Regions from separate parts of the Homo sapiens genome. Here region 1 is linked to region 2. Evidence: chromatin loops called from intact Hi-C (ENCODE). Cell type or tissue: A673. All regions are shown on one strand. Links, peaks and the distances in the headings refer to the core of each region. The heading gives the core; the rest is flanking DNA.

The links. Hi-C counts contacts between places; a loop is a spot of excess contacts. Peaks named below come from ENCODE experiments on the same cell type or tissue, not always from the same donor. Only the 100,000 strongest peaks of a DNase experiment are listed, where the experiment ranks them.
Region 1: a loop joins it to region 2, with 2.2 times the contacts of the local background. A loop is called at or near these places in 1 of 110 quality-filtered maps.

Annotation. Positions count from the first base shown.
Region 1 is chr4:157,697,426-157,708,375 of GRCh38, reverse strand. No RefSeq gene overlaps it. Among named protein-coding and RNA genes, the nearest start is that of LINC02433, 130 kb to the right of the region's middle. In A673, for the core only: no CTCF peak of the experiment used is centred there; a DNase peak (open chromatin) is centred at 6,625; H3K27ac peaks cover 904 bases.
Region 2 is chr4:157,798,566-157,809,515 of GRCh38, reverse strand. LOC105377509 (a long non-coding RNA gene) reads left to right here. Exons shown (of 6, transcript XR_007058347.1): 5 at 4,174-4,265; 6 at 5,815-6,086. Among named protein-coding and RNA genes, the nearest start is that of LINC02433, 230 kb to the right of the region's middle. RefSeq lists a silencer at 4,125-4,419. In A673, for the core only: a CTCF peak has its summit at 4,364 (motif pointing right); no DNase peak of the experiment used is centred there; H3K27ac peaks cover 440 bases.

The sequences.
Region 1 (10,950 bases), core at 3,741-8,740, 100 kb after region 2:
TTGCTATTGTGAATAATGCCGCAATAAACATACGTGTGCATGTGTCTTTATAGCAGCATGATTTATAGTCCTTTGGGTATATACCCAGTAATGGGATGGCTGGGCCAAATGGTATTTCTAGTTCTAGATCCCTGAGGAATGGCCACACTGACTTCCACAATGGTTGAACTAGTTTACAGTCCCACCAACAGTGTAAAAGTGTTCCTATTTCTCCACATCCTCTCCAGCACCTGTTGTTTCCTGACTTTTTAATGATTGCCATTCTAACTGGTGTGAGATGGTATCTCATTGTGGTTTTGATTTGCATTTCTCTGATGGCCAGTGATGATGAGCATTTTTTCATGTGTTTTTTTGCTGCATAAATGTCTTCTCTTGAGAAGTGTCTGTTCATGTCCTTCGCCCACTTTTTGATGGGGTGGTTTGTTTTTTTTCTTCTAAATTTGTTTGGGTTCATTGTAGATTCTGAATATTAGCCCTTTGTCAGATGAGTAGGTTGCAAAAATTTTCTCCCATTTTGTAGGTTGCCTGTTCATTGTGATGGTAGTTTCTTTTGCTGTGCAGAAGCTCTTTAGTTTAATTAGATCCCATTTGTCAATTTTGTCTTTTGTTGCCATTGCTTTTGGTGTTTTAGACATGAAGTTCTTGCCCATGCCTATGTCCTGAATGGTAATGCCTAGAAGTCAAATTGTCCCTGTTTGCAGATGACATGATTGTATATCTAGAAAACCCCATTGTCTCAGCCCAAAATCTCCTTAAGCTGATAAGCAACTTCAGCAAAGTCTCAGGATACAAAATCAATGTGCAAAAATCACAAGCATTCCTATACACCAACAACAGACAAACAGAAAGCCAAATCGTGAGTGAACTCCCATTCACAGTTGCTTCAAAGAGAATAAAATACCTAGGAATCCAACTTACAAAGGATGTGAAGGACCTCTTCAAGGAGAACTACAAACCACTGCTCAAGGAAATAAAAGAGGATACAAACAAATGGAAGAACATTCCATGCTCATGGGTAGGAAGAATCAATATCGTGAAAATGGCCATACTGCCCAAGGTAATTTACAGATTCAATGCCATCCCCATCAAGCTACCAATGCCTTTCTTCACACAATTGGAAAAAACTAAAGTTCATATGGAACCAAAAAAGAGCCCGCATTGCCAAGTCAATCCTAAGCCAAAAGAACAAAGCTGGAGGCATCACACTACCTGACTTCAAACTATACTACAAGGCTACAGTAACCAAAACAGCATGGTACTGGTACCAAAACAGAGATATAGATCAATGGAACAGAACAGAGCCCTCAGAAATAACATCGTCGAAGATGTTTGCCATAAAAGAGAGCTATGTTTATCAGGAACATAAAGTAAAAACACTGTCTCTCTATCTATAGTGTATTAAATATATATAATTTGTAATCCCTTATTTGTTGTGATTTGATACACTGCTATATGATTCATCATGCTTCTGCATTTTTTAGTGGCATTTTTACTGTGCATAGTCTGACGGTCAATATTCTCTCCTCACAAAACTTTTCAAAAACACATTTACCTAGTGCTTTTTTCTGAAATCAGTGTGGGTTGAAATCCTAACATGAAAGAGGACAAGGTATCAAAGAGTTTGATTAAGGTGATTAAGTCTATCAATAGACTTAATTATATGAATTTCCCCATAATGGGGGTATATGATAGCATTGAGTATATGATAGCATTCTCAAAGGGAACGCTTTGAGATTATGGTCTGTTGTGTTCAAACTGGAACAAATTCATTCTAACTTGTACACCTTATTGTTTGTTGCACTGAATTGCCTCACTGGTCTTGCACTAAGCGACAACACTTTTATTGAAATAAATTTTAATTTTGATAACTCCAGGCAAGAGCCACGTGTATGATGAAGTGTTATCACAGATGACAAGATGGTGATAAATATGAAATTAAAATAGCCTTCAAATTTTGTAGACAGTTTTCTATTGTGCTTACTTGGCTCATGATACTGTAAGCTTATAGAACAAGTGGCAGCCTAGTTAATCATTAGCATCATGGGATAATTTGTTATGACAGAACACCATGTGTGCTCATTAAACACAGTGACTTTTTCATCCCTTTAATCTTGCTTACTTCCTTTTGTAATTCTTGTCTACCAAATCTGAAGACTATACAACAATAGAAAGCAAGAATTAATAGCCATGCCTATCATTATATAAAGGCATCATAGAGATTTTTACTCACTTAAAATTTGGGCAATAATTTCACTAAATGACAGTGAAATTATCTACATTTATAAATCCTGAATTGACACACTTTATATTTACCCACAAACAGTATGATATGATGAAGCTACTGGATTATGTATTACTATATGTTTTATAAAACTAGATATTATTACGTTAATATTGAGGGTTCACTTAATTGTACAAGGCCATATTCACAATATTTAGATAAAAACTTCAGTTCATACTACAAAATATAAAAATATGAACTTTTACATTTTGTATCTACTTTGTCAAAATTCATAATTTACTTTTGAATTTGGTTTTGCCAAATTAACCCTTTTATCGACAAATGTAATGGTTCTACTTCGACCTTTAGGCATTGCAATTACTGTGTGCATTTTTCAAATTACTTCAAAGTAGCTGTGAACATGAACATTCTTAGTTTTAGGCAAACCCAGTTTTGAATCATGACTTTGTTACTTATGTATTTAACCAGAGGCAAGTCACTTAATTTCTGTGAAGGCATGATAGTCCTCAAAATGAATATTAAAAGAAGCAATTCACACAAAACCCTGGCACCTAGTGGGTCCATACTAAAATATAACCACTTGTTCAAATACTTTGTATTTGTGAATACTTATGAGTAAATAACATTTGTGTAGCTGAATTATAGAAAAACATTTAAAAAGTGTTTTTTGCTTGTTGGAAAAAGAAAACCAGAAAAGTAGCGGGTTAAACAATTATCAAAATTTATTTTTGTCTCAAATGAAAGTAGTTGAGAAATCAGTTTCCCATTATATAGTGAAGACGTGTATGCTCATATTTTAAAACTCAGGAATTTACTCCTAGGCATTAAACCTATAGGAATTCTTGCAAACAACACTCGTAGTGGCATTGTGTATTAAAGCCCCCAACTGAAACAGCCCAGATGTTTGTTAATATTAGAGCAAATAAAATTTTCATATCGGTAATAAATAGAATTCCATAATTCAGTGACTCTGAATGAACAACAGCAATATGCAACCACTTTAATTTCACAAAGAATATTGATTTTAAAAAAGGAAATCGTAAGAGAATAAGTATAATATTATTTCATTTATATATGACCTAAAAACAGGCAAAACTACACACGTTTGTGTGTGTGTGTGTGTGCGTGTATATATACACACACTCATAGTTTTACTGCCATATAGTTTACGTTATTTACATATTACATTTGTGTTTTATATATATACGTATATACACAAAGTGACTGCAGGCAGGAAAACTATATGGGTGCCTAAGTGATGCTTTTAACCTGCTAGGAAGGTTATATTTCTAAAAATGGGATCAAAATACATAAGCATTAATATTGTTATTGTTTGTGAAAATGATTATATTATTTTTGTTTATATAAATTGCATGTATTTATTTGTATGTATATTTCACTGAGTTTCCTTGTTTGCTTTTATGGAAGAAATCTCCAGGTTTTAGATGGATGCCTACTTTCTGTTTCTAGCATGGTTTTAAAGTTATCTTTTTATTGTATCTCAGCCTGCAAAGAGAAACACATTTTAAAATATTTAGAATAAGGGCCAGACATTACAGTTGTGAAAATATAGTTAAAAATATAGCATTACAAATATCAAGCAAATATAAAAATTAATATAGTAGTCAGAGAGATTTTTATATGAGTATAAACAGCCTTATAACATTCAACATTTCCTTCTGCAAAATATATCAATCTTTATATTTGAAAAAAATTCAACAATGATTAGGACTCATTTAGTAATGGTGCCATGACCTGGATTCAGACTTCATTTAAGAAGAGGAAGAAAGATAATGTATTTTAATAAATTTTCTGCAAAATTTTTAAGATAAAAATAAAACATCGTAGGTTATCTGAAAATTGTGGATTCATGAATATACAAATGGGAAGAAACTTAGACACCTAAATCTTTTCTGTTCTACAGAACAGGAAATTGAGAACCAGAGATAAGTACTGATTTCCCCCAAGGTCATTATGAAAATTAATGTCAAAGCTAGTTTTAGATATTAAATCTTAATTCCCTGTGTTTGCACCACCCCATCCCTTTATTCTCCCAAATTCTGTATAAAAGATGTATTACAGTCATATTTACTATTCTTTTTAAAATTTTTTTTATTATACTTTAAGTTTCAGGGTACATGTGCACAGCGTGCAGGTTTGTTACATATGTATACATGTGCCATGTTGGTGTGCTGCACCCGTTAACTTGTCATTTACATTAGGTATATCTCCTAATGCTATCCCTACCCCCTACCCCCACCCCACGACAGGCCCCAGTGTGTGATGTTCCCCTTCCTGAGTCCAAGTGTTCTCATTGTTCAATTCCCACCTATGAGTTAGAACATGTGGTGTTTGGTTTTTTGTCCTTGCGATAGTTTGCTGAGAATGATGGTTTCCAGCTTCATCCATGTCCCTACAAAGGACATGAACTCAAATGCAGAAGTAAAAAATTATGATTATATTGAGCAAATACATTAATAAGTGTTTGCAATGTTCTAGACGGTTATAAGCATTATAGGGGTATCCACTCATTTTTTAATTTGTTTAATTAATAATTTTTTTGAGACAGAGTCTCACTCTGTCGCCCTGGCTGGAGTGCAGCGGCGCCATCTCAGCTCATTGCAACCTCCGCCTCCTAGGTTCAAGCGATTCTAATGCCTCAGCCACCTGAGTAGCTGCAATTACAGGCATATGTCACCGCGCCTGGCATTTTTTTTTTTTTAATTTTTAGTAGAGATGGGGTTTCGCCATCTTGTCCAAATTGTTCTCAAACTCCTGGCCTCAAGTGATCCACCTGCCTCGGCCTCCCAAAGTACTGGGATTACATGTTTGAACCACTGTGCCTAGCCGACTCATTTTATATATATATATGTATATACATATTATAAATTAAGCATCCGTTATCTATTGCTGCCAACCAAACTAGCCCAAAACACTGTAACTGAAAACTGCAACCATTTTTTTTGATAATTTTGTAATTTAGCAACTTGAGCTGATCTCACTTGGTGCACTGAGGTGACTGTAGCGATTTCATGGTTGATGGAGTCTGTGTGGTTGACAACGGCTTCCCTCACACACTGGGTGACTAGTGCTGGTTGTCAGCTGGGCCATGTGACTCCAACTGACTAGATGGCAACTCTTCACATGACAAGAGTGTGCTGAGAGTCCAAGCCCTAAGGCAGAAGCTCTTTTTATTTATTTTCAGTTTTGGTGTATAATGAAGGCTAATGGGTTCCTATAAATTATTTGGTTAGACTAGAAATCTGTTATCTAGAAAATCCGCTTTATTTAATTTTTTGTTTATATTTTCATATATTCCTTTAATCTCTGAGTTTTATAAGAATAGCTTTGAATGTCACACTGTCTTAATTTCGTTGAAAGCCAATTTAAAGAAATGTTTATGTTCTTTCAGAGGAAGGAGAGAGCGTATTTCTGTGGTCAGTGTGCTTGTGTTACAATAAGAAGCAAATGAAATCTGAGAGAGAGAGAAAAGCCCAGGGGAAGATGCTTCACTTTTAGAATCTCCTTTCTCCCAAAATTAGTGTCCAACTCATGGAAGCTTTCTTCTCTATTTCAGTGAAGACAATCATTCTTATTTAGTAGAAAAACCATTTTTTTCTTTTGTAAAAATTTTTAGCACAAATTATATAATCCAATCTACAAGTACCTCATAATTCTCAGCAGAGCTTTTATCTGTTAGACTGAATGAACAATATGTCAGCTTAGTAGATTGATTCTAATTGATCAAGCCACTTTGTTTAGGTAATTTTTAAACCAATTGTCTTTTCAGTCTTAATTAACATGGACAGAGCTATAGGAAGACAGAAATTGTTTCTGAATGTTGCCTTTATTACAAATGATCACATAAAATTGTTTAATAGTTATATCAGAATGATGTAAAAATTAATTAGTTTTAGATAAAAATAAAAGTGGAGCAGAACTTGTAACTGCTATTGAAATGAAGAAGGGTATGTAATACTTTATACAGCAATCTTAATCCACATGAGCTAGAATAAGGGAAACATTTTAATACATATTCTAAAATAGTAAATGATGACATAAAATGTTTTACTTGAGTCAAAAATAGTCCTCAGCCTTTCTCATTTTATTGTTTGCTTTTGTGCTTTTGTAGTTTTATTCACATCTTACTATCTCGATATGATTTTTTCTCTTCACTATCCTTCTGACTTTTTTTTCACATTCACAAAATCTCCTAGAATCACTAAACTCTGTAGTGGAGTTTCCTCTTCCTGAATGTATCGTGTTCAGGAAATTCCTTTCCTATTTCTAATTATATTATATAACTCACCCCACTGGGCCACATGGGGATCAGAATATCAGCTCTATGAATGAGACAGATGGATTTGTGAATGCAGGTGGAACCTAGTGAGGGTTTCCTACTCATTGTTCCGTGAATTGAGCTTGCCCATTCAGTCATGGGTGCACAAATGGAGACCGTGGGATGAGCTTTAGTAGGAAACTGCCTTTGTTGCTTATCACATTGGAGCCAGAAGCAGAGAAAAGCTATGGTCCTTATCAATGTACAACAAGCAGCAACATAGAAAGCAAGCCAAGAAACCAGGCCTGAACCGTGAACACATGTGCTTTTCTCTCAATTTTGTTATTCATCCGGTCATACATTTTGGCAACAAGTATGTATTGAGTACCTTCTGTGTCCCTGGCATTGTTTTAAGTACAAGAGCTGCAGAAGTGAGTTAGATTGGCAAGGTTCCAGTTCTCAGAAAATTTACACTAAGGTGGGGTTCATAAACAATAAAGAAACAAATGTAGTAGTACTAAAAAAGACTGTCAGAACAGAGCCATCAGAAAATAAAAATAGAGTGATGAGCTAAGCAGGGACATTGTCAGTCTCCAGAGCAGTACTATAAATGAACAAGATAATGTTCAACCACTGCATGAGAAATTTTGAGACATTTCTGAAAAATGGGAAAATTGAATAAGATTGAAGAAGAAACCAGAGCAGAGCAAACTGAAGTCAAGAATACTTGAAATATAAATCCACTACTCAAGTGAGAACTTTTTCCATTACAGAATCTCAGAGGAATGTCAAGCACAAAGAGAATTTCAGAAAAGAAGGAAGCCAATGGGACAATCATCAAAGTAATTAATTAAGACTATATTCTGAGATATCTGAATCCATTGGGACATTCCCTTGTAAATAGTCTGAGAGGTGGAGCAGAGGCACATTCCCCAAAGGTATATCCCTAAGAATACCTTTCTCCTTTTTTTTTCTTTTCAACTTTTATTTTAGGTTCAAGGGGCACTTGTACAAGTTTGCTACATGGGTAAATTAAATATCCAGGGTGGTGGGGGGTAAGAATAACTTTCTAAATAAAACAACCTGCTTAGGTAGAACTGCTGGCCACATAGTTACTACTTGCAAAAGATGTCAGAAGAACCTGAGATGATAAATAATATTCATAGAAGAAACAGCCAGGAAAAGTAGATTCTCACATTTGGCCTTAGAACAAACATTCTGTAAGTCTAGCTTCTGAAGGAGGACTTCCAAACCAAGAGACATCCAGAGTAGAGGCTGCCATTTGGGAAGCAGAGGTGGATGTAAGATGCGATCATACATTTGCCAGCTGGGTTGTGCCTAAACACCCTGACAACACAGCATCTGCACAACCTACCCATTCACATGTCTATCTATAACATTATCCCCATGCAAACACTCATACACTCATACACACGGGGTAGAATTTAAAAGACAGAGCCTGCTTTTATGATCAAGAGAACAAGGATTCTCATTTGAGTGGAGGAAATAATCTTTTCTCAATTTTTGGCAAGCCAAGAATTAATGAAGATTTTAGAAAAATCATATGAGGAATAAGATACACTCATTATAAAATTATGTTGCTCATCTTTTTGTTGTATCTTCATAAAAAATTTTATTGTAAAAATAAATTTAGGTATTTATTGGTCTTATAAATGGTAAATATTTTCTTGCGTAATTTATATTTTTCTTCATTTATGGCATGTAACAAGTTTTATATTTTTACGTGCACAAGCATTTCTTTTTTCATTTATGGCTTATGAATTTAGCATCATGCTAAGAAAAATCTTTGTTCATCTAATCATGTAAAAATATTAATATTTCTGTGTTGTGTGTTATCTCTTTCATGTAAATCTACAGGAAGTTAATTCATAGGGAGTTACGTTTTGTTTTTGTATTTTGTGGAAGAAGATTCGAGCATTTTCAAAAGATTATCATAGCACACTGAAATTTGTTATAATAATTAATTACTTTCTTGGTCACCAATTTTAATGTCTCATTTAACATACATTAAATTCTTCTTCTTGAATCTACACTTTGTTCTATTCATCTTTCAACTTCCTTTTAAGAAACATTTTGATATTTAAATAATTTTAGTAGGCACTTCAAATGATATATAGTATTTGTTTTTAGATTTTTTAACATATTTTGCAGTAAATTTATATAACATACATTGTATTTTATTTATGTATATTAATCTTAAATGTCTATTTTACTGAACTCTGTCATTTGTTATTTTTTCCGGGTTTTTTTTGTTTGATTTCCTGTGTAGAGAAGCACATTATTTGTAAATAATAATACATTATCTAACTCCATCTCTTATTTCATTGTATCAATTAGATCCTTCACACGGTGTTTTATAATATATACCTTTAAGATGTACTTTTTCCCTTGGGTATTCATGTGACTTCTTCTAGTATTTTAATAGCAGATACTTATGTTCTTTATTTTATACCAAAAATGTTTTTCAATGTAATATAGTAAGAGACTTGTGGGGTTTTTTGATAATTAAATTTTATCCTCAACAGTAGTGAATATTGAATTTTATCAAAATACATTTGGGATTCTATTGAGGTAATCATATATTTTTCTCTTTAATTATATAATAAATTACATAAATTGATTTTCTAATATGAAATCACTCTTGGATGCTAAAGTAACCCCAGTTTGGTCATGGAATATTAGCCTTTAATAACACTCATGGATTTCATTTACTAATATTTAAGGCTTAAGCACCTATAAATGATGTTGCTCTACACTGCTGTTTTGAAAGATACTTGGGTGAAGAGGGAAATGCCAGTTGACGTTACATAATCTCTAAAAAATAATGAGTGAAAAACTACATATCCGAAATTCTACACTATATTAAATCAGTTAAGAGATGAACAAATCATAGCCATAAACATTTGTATCAATAAAAATGAAAGAATGAAAATACATGAATTAATTTCCTAATTCAAAATGCTGGGGGGCGGGGGCAGGAAATTCAAATTAATACAATAGGAAGGTGAATAAAAGAAAGTTTAAATAAAAAATCCACGAAATATATCTTAAAGAATATATTTACTTATTAAATCCAGTCCTTTGAAAAATTAACAATATATATGTATTAGAGCTTTCCAAAGAAACAGAACCAGTAAGATGCATATTTACAACTCATAAATTTAGGTTTTAAAAACTTTATGAACTCAGAATTCTTTTAAGGAATTGGCTCATGAAAATGTAGGGGCTGGCAAGACTGAAATCTATTGAGTCCAGACTGATGTTGCAGTCTTGTATACAAAGGCTGGAAACTAAGATAAGTTTCCTATTTGCAGGTTGGAGGCAGAAATTGTTCTTCTTTGGGGTACTTCAGTCTTTGCTGTTAAGGCCTTTAGATAATTAATGAGGTGCATTCGCAATATAGAGGGTAATCTCCTTTACTCAGTCTACTGATTTAAATATTAATCACCTTGAAAAAATACTTCCACAACAATGTTTATTAGTGGGTGACCAAACAACTGGAGATCATAGCCTAGCATATTATTGGAACAATAATACCAGCCTAGCATGGTATTGGCATAATTATTGGGACATATGATGACAATATGCTATAAAATATATTTTGGGATGCATTATTGGTATATAGAATAAGAACTGTAGCAAGACGATAATACTGTATCATGCTAATTTCCAGATTTCAATCATTTTATTGTGGTTAAGTAATAGAAAATACACACTGAAATATTAAGGAGGAAAGGACAATTTACTCTCCAATGGACAGATAAAGAAAATGATACCACTAGTTCCCAAAATATTAACAGTTGGGGAATTTGAGTGACATATATACTTTCCCTTCAACTCATCTATAAGTTTGAATATATATATATATATATATAATTTTTCTTTTTTTTGAGACTGAGTCTAGCTCTATCACCCAGGCTGGAGTGCAGTGCCGCGATCTCGGCTCACTGCAACCTCAGCCCGCCAGGGTTCAAGCGATTGTCCTGCCTCCCGAGTAACTGGAACTATAGGCATGTGCCACCACACCCAGCTAATTTTTTGTATTTTTAGTAGAGGCGGAGTTTCACCATGTTGGTCAGGATGGTCTTGATCTCCTGAGGTAGTGATCTGCCCGCCTGAAGTTTTTTTAAAATTACAAATTTTTGAAATTTATGCAGATTAAATCTAAAAGTATGAAAAGCATTGCTATAAACCTTTTAGAAAAAAATAGTTAAAATATCAGAATAGGATAAGATTTCTTAAATAAGTCAAAAAATACAAAATAAAATAAAAATATTGATAAATGTATTTATAATAAAATATGTTTGAAAAGGTATAGCAAAGAAAATGACAAACCACACAGATTTAAGTATATTAATATTTATGATGTTTGCTTTATACCTCTCTTTTTTATTTACTTATTTATTTT
Region 2 (10,950 bases), core at 2,476-7,475:
TGTCACACAACTATTTAGTGGCAAAAGAGGGACTGGAATTTGGAATCTAGATTCCTAACTAAGTGAATTTCCCACTTTATGAAATGACTCTTGAACTTAACTTCCATTATCTGAATGTGGTATACCTAGGATATTTCTCTTTTCAAATAGGTGTTATATAAAAAGCATACTCGATATTCCACAATATCATGGAAAAAATAATAGAAAATTTATATGAGATGATAGTGCAGTGTGACTCACAAGATTTCCTGACTGCTTCCCAAAAAGATTTTCCTAGTTTATTCAAGACACAGAACAGACTTCCTAAAATGGCAGTGTTAAAATTCCTGTATGTCTTCTTTGAGAATCTGGAGACTAGCCAAACATTCATTTTGATACTGCTGGAACTAATGCTGTACTTTATAAAATGGGTCACAGCGTGCTCCTGAGATGTCTTAAAGGCACGATGGGCTTTGACTAGTGTGCTTGGAGCTGCCTTTTTTGCACACGGACTGACTTGAGTAGTCCCTTGGCAGCCTTCACCTGGGCATACACACAGCAGTCAGGCTCCCAGGTGATTATGTGTGTGTGCTGCAGCGTCCCAATATTGAACTTCCTTTCATCTTTCTTGTCAACTTTTAGTCTCCTTCCTTCTTTTCATTAACAATAAATAAATGCATCGATTTCTGTATCTTTTTGCTAAGGATATGAGGGTATGCCATGGACAGAATTATTCCCCTCAACACTTCACAAAATTTCATGAGAAGCCCTAAGCCCCAATGTCTTGACATCTGGAGATGAGGTCTTGGGAAGAAAATTAGACTTAATCAGGTCACAAGAGTGAGGCCATTATAATGAGAATTAGTGCCCTTATGAGAAGAGACGCAAGACAGCTTGCATGCTCATGCTCCACCTCCACCCTCCTCTGTCTTTCTCCCCAATGTGAAGATACAGTGAGAAGGAAGCCATCTGCCAGCCAGGAAGTGAGCCCTCTTTACCAAAACCTGACCATACTAGCACCCTAAATCAGACTTTCAGCCTGCATAGTATTTTATTACAGAAGCCTGAGATGACTAAGACACAGTACCTATATAGCATTGTAAATGATACCTCACTGGAGACACTGACAGTAATTGATGCCTTTATACTCTTAGAAACTTCAAATATGTTACAATAAGTTATTTGTTAAGTACTTAACTCTGGTTTAATAGTATGCATTTTCTAGATTTATTAAGAAAATAACGTGACAGGGTTGAAAATGAACATATTACTAACCTAGAAATGCAAGAAACTTAACTGAGAGAGCATAATCTAGTTTGTGTTAAGTTGTAGAAGAATGACTTAAACTTTTCTATAAAACATGTTTCTCAGTAAACTATCGCAAGAATAAAAAACCGAACACCGCATATTCTCACTCATAGGTGGGAATTGAACAATGAGATCACATGGTCACAGGAAGGGGAATATCACACTCTGGGGACTGTGGTGGGGTGGGGGGAGGGGGGAGGGGAAGCATTGGGAGATATACCTAATGCTAGATGACGAGTTAGTGGGTGCAGCACACCAGCATGGCACATGTATACATATGTAACTAACCTGCGCAATGTGCACATGTACCCTAAAACTTAAAGTATAATAAAAAAAATAAATAAAAAAAAAACATGTTTCAAATTCTCCCAAATTACATGGTCTCTTTTGGGATAAATACTCAGTCAATTAACAGCCCAACTCCCTCTCTAGTTGTTTTCCTACCTTTGTAGGTATTTAACAAACTTAGAACCATATTTGGGAGTCACTTTCACCAAGTTAAACTGTTTTGAGAAATTATTTTTTCAAGCTAAACTCCTGGCTTCATATCGCTTTCTTTTACTTCTCACTGCCTCCTTTTCCCAACATTCTCTTTCAAAAATCTAGTTTATCTTGCTGTATCATATGCATCTTTACAAACCAGTTTATTTCCTTTTAGGAACAAGGCAGGACACAAATAAAAATAATGATAATTAAATAAACTAATTAGCCAGCCTCAAGGTACTCTGCTAGAAAGAAATAATAATGCAGATTAATTATTCATGAATGTGGGAAATAGCTGAGAAAGCCTAGATTCATATATTGAAAAAGCCCAAGTATATCGAATCACGAAGTTCTGCAACATGGAAACTATAAATAGGGGGTGATAGGAACAAGGCAGTCCAGGATCATTTGTAGATGTTTATTCTAGAATGTATGAGCTAGAATAATCACTGCCTCACAATAGCATAAATTAGTTAGGCATTACTTTTTGATGGCTTCTTCATATTTTGAACACAAGGATTCTTATAGTAGAGCCCCAAACAAAAACACTGGTTAACTCAGGTTAAAACAAATCATTAAAATTGCCCATTATGTTGCATAGAGAACTACCAGCAAATATCTGAATACATTTGGAAGCAGATTAAATTATTATATGAGTGTCACTATACCAGCACAATATAGAGATCTCCTATTCTATTAAAAAGAAACAGTTTATAATATATTTTAATGCCACCTACTAATACTTACTTTGAGAAAAATAAATATTATTTTTTCATTATTTACCAAACTGATGCAAAAATGAATTTTTATAAACTTTTATTCTATCTTTTTCTTGCTAACATTCTGACTGAAATAACAAGATGAGTAAGAAATTCTTCATGGGGAAATTAGCCTCTTTAGATTTCCATTATGATATTTCCAAAGGTAATTTTATTTTTCATTTGGGCTATTGATATATTCTTAAAACTTCCAGATAAATTTGGAAATTTAGCAGTATTCATTGGGCAACAATATTTTGTTGATGTTTGTTTTTCAAATTATCTAAACCAAAAAGCTTATTTAAGTTCTACTATCCCAGGTTTCTATGTAGAACTAGAAATTGTTAGTCCAAATTTTATTTAAAAATGATTTATAAAGGATGATTCGACTCTATCTTTGAAAACAAATAATTTCCAGTTTGAATAATGATATGTTAATTAAATTAAAATTGATTAAGTCAGGCGGCATTACATATTTGCTAGTGCTTCAATTTTAGTCAGGAGAGGAATGGATATGCTTTAATATTCAAATGCCACTGTCATGTTTAAATTCATTGCTGTGCTGTGGAAAGAGAAACAACAGAAGCAGCTGTGTGCTCCCACCGCATTGAGCAGAGAATTCAATAACTCTCAGAGTAGGCAGGATTAGCTACTCACTGTCAAACACAGTTGCCCAATTCTGTGCAGCAGATTTTTTTAATATTCCATTTTGGAATACTAAAAGGTTGAAATATGTAAAATATGCAAACATTTCCATTTGCAAGTCACAATGAGAACACAGATGCACAGGTTCTATTTAGCATTATAGCTTTACTGGTTGAACTCAACTAATTTACTAGAGGTATTATCTTTATTAATAACTGAATAATAATTTATTAACAAAAACAAGTTTCCGAACATAGTACTTATTTTTAATCAGTGAGAAAACTTTGCTAAGCTTTTCACCTTTACTAATTGGATACTCTGACTTTTCTTGAAGATTATACCAACAGACTCCATTAGCCTTCTAGACAATGAGTAAAAACAGACTATGCAGTTAAGCCTTCAGGAGTGCTAGCCCAGGAGCATGCTGAAAAATACTACATTAGAAATAACCTGACAGTGATAACTTCAGGGCAATTGGGGAACTATTTTCAGCTTAGATCCAAACTGAAAATTAGCTTTCTCGCCAAAAAGCTACATTTTAGAAAACTCCCACCTGCATATAATATGGGTGAGAAAACACAGAGGCAGCAGAGAGAAGGAGCCATGTGAACAACAACAAAAAAGGTGGTTATATTGGGCTACTGACAATGTCCAGCACAGATACCATTTGTCCGATACAAATATCATTTGAGAAGCACGTACAGTATAATTTTATTCCTAGTACTTATCTTCCTTTCCTTTACCCATTATTTAAAAGGAACACAAAACAATGTTAAAATTACTATAAGTACCTAATATCAGATCTTTCCAGTAAAACTATGTGAAATATATATTGTGAGGCCTTCATGAGTACAGCTTGGTGGGTCCGATTACCTTTGTACTTTTTAGAACTTTTTGCCTAGGCTTAGCCTGAGTGAGGGTAAGGGGATGAAAGAGTGAATGTGCAATTTTCATTCTTCTGTCAGGGTTTCTCTGTAGTCACTATCCTCTTCCTGCATAGGTATTAAGGCTGAATTTGTCTACACATCAAACATGTACCTAGGAGGAATATTTGCTCTGTGCCATCAGCAGTGTAGAAACTAGAATAACCAGGTGAGTGTCTGCAATGTCTGTTCACTTCACAGAAACTCAGAACAAGCAGGCCTGTGTTCTTCTTGCAGCCTCAAGAGGGAGCAGAGGAAAGAGGGCTATGAGTGTTCTCTTAGACACAACAGCAAGTAACAAATAAATGCAAAGGGAAATTTTGCTTAATTAGCTTCAAATGTCTCAAACATTATAGATAACCATGTGATAAATGTATAACAGTAAAAAGATAATATTGGGAAGTTTAGCAGAGTACAGCATCAGCTATTATTAATCTGATGAACTTTTCATTTGTAACCTTTGAAAATACTACTACCATAAAGTGACACATGGGGACAAACCCCTGCAGAAGACATCGTTAGGATTTTAAAGTGTACAAAGATAGACAACAGTAATAATTTGGAGCCCTAAACTTTTTTGTTAATAAGAATTTTAAATAAATTATAGTGGGATGGACACATATTCTGTTTTAAAATAGAATGCATACTCCTAAAAGTTTTTTTGTAAATAAAAAGTATATTTTAACACTACCTAGTTATATTAAGAAATGCTATAAAAATCACTTTGGGAGGGTAATTATACTTCATTAATTTAGTTTCATTTCCACTTCTAAGCCTTATTTTATTACTTGTTTAAGCCTTATTTTATTATTTGTTTATATAGGGCTATCATTTGTATTTAAGAAAAGGTATTCCAATATACTATATAGAGCAGCTGAAGAAGAATAAAGCTGGCTCAGAATCCCTGGATGAGTTTCTGCTGTGGTCGTGTTTCAGTAATTGGGACTAGACTTGCCATCTGCCCATAAATATCTAGAAAACTAAGCATAATAGATAACACATCTGTGTCCAAAAGTGGGACAACAGTCAGTGTGAACTATGACCTGTGAGATAAGGGAAACAAATGAGGAGAGGCCTACAATTGCCCTTGCTCTCTGCCTGGAGGCACTCTCTAGAACACAGTGTGGGATGGGAATACAAAACAGAACATAAGGGTCTCACTAATGAAAAACAGAGCAGAGCAGGGGGAGGCAGATCTGGCTACAGTTTAGAGGATTTAATGTCAGAGAGAAGGGAGCTCTGCAGAGCTCCAGAAATCCATATAAGGATCTCCTTGAGGCTGTTGCTAAATATTAAGCAAAATTTATGTGGGGATTAACTCCATGAGGTCAGGCAAAAAAATAATGTAGGAGTTGTGTACCAAACAATTCCCAGAGCTCACTGGGTAATGTTGAAGTCTGACCACTCAGACTGCCAAGTCTTCATCTGAACATCAAGGGTATCCTGTAGATACCTAATGACAGTTACTCCTTAGTAACTGTTGTTAAGTGTTGTAAGCAGTTTCTGAGATGCTTCCAATGATTCAGACCTCTTAATATTCATGAACTTTTGTAATATTTTCCCATCAAGTGCTAGTGGGACATAGAACTTGTTTGTAGAGAATAGAATACAGCAAATGTGATGAGATGTTACTTTTGAGATTATATTAGAAAACAAAACAATGCTGGTTTACATTTTACTTGCCTTCTCTCTTGCTGACTTGTTCTGATGGAATCTAGCTGCCGTATTGTGAGCTGCATTATGAAGAGAACCATGTGGCAAGACACTGAGGGAGATCTCCAGCCAACAACAACTCATAAGCAACTAAATCTTGTGATGAACCACTGGAGTCATCTGGAAAGAGGATCCTCTCACCTTCAATCTTTGAAATGGCTAGAGCTCTGATGACAGTTGGATTACAGCCTTAGGAGAAACAGAGAGCCGGGGAAATTTGTGCCCAGGTTCCTTTCCCACAGACATTGTCAGATAATAAATATCTCTGCGTTTTTAAGCTTCTATGTTCTGGGATAATTTGTTATGCTGCAATAAATAACAACCTGGAAGTGAGGTGCTGCCATAGTAAATATCTAAATATGGATCATTAACTCATGTCTAAACTAGCCTTAGAATAATAGCTACTCTAGACTTGTTAGCAGAACTTAAAACAAGCCTTAAGAGAACCAAGCTGATCCAGAAATAACATACATTAGCGGATTAAAATCCAACTTTCCTTAAAGAGTGATAGAAAAAGTAAAATACACAATATCTAACATTCAATCAAGAATTACTATTGAGAACATGGAAAAACATGACCCATAAACGGGAGAAAATTTAGTGAATAGAAACAGATCCCAAGATGATAACAATAATAGAATTAATAAACAGGACTTTGTAAACAACTATGATAAATATGCTTGACTGTTTAAAGAAAAACATGAAAATAATAATGATGAGAGGAATTAAAGATATATAAAAGGACCAAATAGAACATCTAGATTTTTATTTAACTTAGGCACTATATGAAGTTAAAGATACACTAGGCAAGACACTGTAGAAGATAAGATAGATAAACTTGAAGACATGGATCTCAAATTTTTCTAAACTGACTTTCTTATGGGGACAGAAAAGACCAAGAAAATATGAACAGTGTCTCCTTAACTTTTTATACTGCCTCAGTGTCTCAATTACTTGTAATGATATGAAACAGTCCAATGTATGTATCACTGGAGTCCTGGAAAGAAAATGAGGGACCAGAAAAAGGTTAAAGAAATTCTAGCCTAAATTATTCCAAAATTGGTAAATACAACATATACTCACTTTGTAGAAGCTCAATGAATTTCAGTTGAGCTAAACAGCAAACAGACAAAAAAACAACCCCACCAATTCTCAAAAGCAAAAACAGAAAAAGCTATAAGCACATCATAATCAAATTATTAAATACTAGCAATGAATGAAAATCTCTTACACAAGTCAGAATATAAAATGCAAATTATTTAGAGAAGGAAAAAGATAACCTATGACAGAAAATAATTAAATAACATCTTCAGAAAACCATGGAACACTGCTAAGAGAAATCACACATGACACAAAAGAAAACACATACCATGCTTATGGATGGGAAGAATCAATATTGTGAAAATAACCATACTGGCCAAAGCAATCTGCAGATTCAATGCAATTCCCATCAAAATACTACCATCATTCTTCACAAAACTAGAAAAAACAATCTTAAAATTCATATGGGACCAGAAAAAGAGTACATATAGCCAAAGAAATACTAACCAAAAAGAACAAACCTTGAAGCATCACATTACTGAACTTTAAATTATATTACCAGGCTATAGGTACCCAAACAGCATGGTACTAGTATAAAAGTAGGCACATAGACCAATGGAACAGAGTAGAGAACCCAGAAATAAAGCCAAATACTTACAGCCAACTGATCTTCAACAAAGCATACAAAAATATAAGTGGGAAAGGACACACTATTCAACAAATGGTGCAGGGATAGTTGGCAAGCCACATGTGGGAGAATGAAACTCTATCCTCATCTCTCATCTTATGAAAAAATAAACTCAAGATGCATCAAAGACTTAAATCTGAGACCTGAAACCATAAACATCCTAGAAGATAACATTGGAAAAACTCTTCTGGACATTGGCTTAGGGAAAGACTTCATGACTAAGACCCCAAAAGCAAATGCAAGAAAAACAAAAATAAGTAGTATCTAATTAAACTAAAAAGCTTCTGCACAGCAGATAGTCAGCAGAGTAAACAGACAACCACAGAGTGGGAGAAAATATTCACAAGCTGTGCATCTGACATCTGACAAAGGACTAGTATCTAGCATCTACAAGGGACTCAAACAAATCAGCAAGAAAAAACAAAAACAATCCTATCAAAAAGTGGGCAAAGGGCACGAATAGACGTTTCTCAAAAGAAAATATACAAACAGCCAACAAACATATGAAAAAATGCTCAACCTCACTAATTATCAGGGAAATGCAAATTAAACCATAATGAGATACCACCTTACTCCTGCAAGAATGGCCATAACTAAAGAGTCAATAAACAATAGATATTGGTATGGATGTGGTAAATAGGGAACATTTTCACACTGCTGGTAGGAATGTAAATTAGTACAATCACTATGGAAAGCAGTATGGAGATTCCTCAAGGGACTAAAAGTAAATCTACCATTTCATCCAGCAATTCCATTACTGGGTATCAACACAAAGGAAAAGAAGTCATTATATGTAAAAGACACATGCACATGCATGTTTATAGCAACACAATTTGCAATTGCAAAGGTACGGAACTAACCTAAGTGCCCATTGACCAATGGGTGGATAAAAAAATGTGGTATATTTATACCATAGAATACTATTCGGCCATAAAAAGGAACAAAATAATGTATTTGGCAGAAACTTGGATGGAACTGGAAGCCATTATTCTAAGTGAAGTAACTCAGGAATGGAAATCCAAATACTGTATGTTCTCCTTACAATCGGTAGCTACCTTATGAGGATGCAAAAACATACAGAGCAATATAATGGACGTTGGGGACTCAGTGGGAGAATTGGGGAGAGTGAGGGATAAAAGACGACATATTGGATACAGCATACACTGCGTGTTTGATGGGTGCACTAAAATCACAGAATTTACCCTAAAGAACTCATCCATGTAACCAAAAACTACCTGTAGCCCTAAAACTAAAGAATTTTTTTAAAAAATAACATCTTCAAACTGTTAAAAGAAAAAAAATATCGATCTAGAGTTCCATACTCTGCAAAAATGTACTTCAAAAATAAAGACCAAAAGAAGATTTTTAAAACAAACAAATGCAGAAGTTGTCACTAGCAGACTTTTACTTCAGACAACAATAAATAGAACTCTTCAGGTGTAAGGACAATGATTCCAGATGGAAACTTGGATTTACTGAAAGTAATAGTGTTGTGATTGGTGAATATGTTACTAAAAATAACATTGAGTCATTTTTTTATTTTTAATCTTTATAAAAAATGACTCTTTAAAACAAAAATAATAGAGTGTATTGTGAAGTTTGTAACATGTATAACATGTATAAAAACAAAAGCACAAATAGGAGATGTAATTATATGTAACTTTTAATATATTACATGTGAAGTTGTATAACATTATTTGAAGTCAATGTGACAAGTTAAAGATGGACAAATCCTAAAACCCTAGAACAACAGCTAAAAATGAAACAAAGTGATTGTTATAGTGAATCAGAGAAAATAAAATGGAATATAAAAAGCTATCAAGATGTCAAAAAGAGAGGGAAAGAGGAAAAATAGCAGAGGTATAAATACACAACAAATAACAAAGTAATAGCTTTAATCTCAATGATATCTGTAAATTAGATGAAGGAAAATGGAATAAAGGCTGCAATTAAAAGGAAGAGATTTCCATGCTGGATAAAATTGCAAGACCCAATTATATGCTGGCCACAAGATACATGTTTCAAATATCAAGGCACATATAGGTTAGTTAAAAAATATAAAATTCATATATATTTTCAGCATGTATCTATGTATCCCTAATTGTGTATGCCCCTAATAATAGAACTTCAAAATGCATGAAGCAAAAGGTGACTGTACTGAAAACACCATTAAAAATACACAGTTATTTGTGGAGATTCAACAATTCTCTCTCAGTAATTGGCAGAACAAGTCAATGTTAAAAATCAATAAAAGTAAAGAAGGTTTGATCGATGTAAGTTAATTGATATTTGTGGAATTTTCTATTCAGCAACAGAAGAATATACATTCTTCTCAATTGCAGACGGTCCACCCACCAAGATGGACCCTGTACTGTTCTGTAAAACATGTTTTAAGAAAGTTAAAAGACTGAAACTGTACAAATTATGTTCTGCACATAATAGAAATTATATTCTATATGTGATAAAATTTAATTTTAAATTAACAGCAGAAAGGTATCTAGAAAATTCCCAAATACTCTAACATTAATCAGTATACTTCTAAATAATCACAAGTCAAGGGAGATTCACAAAGATAGTATGAAGTATTTTGAATTGAATAAAAGAAAAACATACAATGTCAAATTTGTAAGATATAGCTAAAACAATGCTTAGAGGGACATTTAAGGCTTTAAATGATTATATTAGAGAAAAAGAAAGGTCTACAATATTCTATATTGACATCTAAAGAAATGAGACAAAGAAAAGAAAAATCAAATTCGAAGTTACTGGAATAAAGAAATAAGATAAAAAGAAACAGACAAAACAACAAAAAAGAAATGAAAAGGTGAGTGTAGAAATTAATGAAATAGAAAACAAGTAAATAATGAAGTCAGTTATGCCAAATAATTTTTTAAAAGCTTAAAATAAATTTCTGGTTAGACTGGTAAAAACAAAAGAGTGAAAATACAAATTATTAGTATCAAAAAGACAAGAAAGAGCATTACTTCAGATCTTGCAGCTATTAACAAGACTCTAAGAAAATATTATGAGTAACTATGTCAATAGTTTTGACAAATTAGAGAAAATTTTAAAATTATTGGAAAGACAAATTATCAAAATGGATAAATCTCTAAATAATTTATACAAAAGGATTAATATATTCTGTATTAAATTTTGTCATGAAAAAATGGTAAAAAGTTGAAGCCTTTTTGGCACTGATATCTGTAAGTTACTAGTTTAAGATTACACTTTCTAACTGTGTTAGTCCACTCTCACACTGCTCACACTTTTATTAAGAACTATCTGAGACTGGGTAATTTATAAAGAAAAGAGATTTAATTGACTCGTAGTTCTGCATGACTGGAGAGCCTCAGGAAACTTACAATCAAGGCAGAAGAAGGAGAAGCAAGCATGTCTTTACCATGGCAGATCA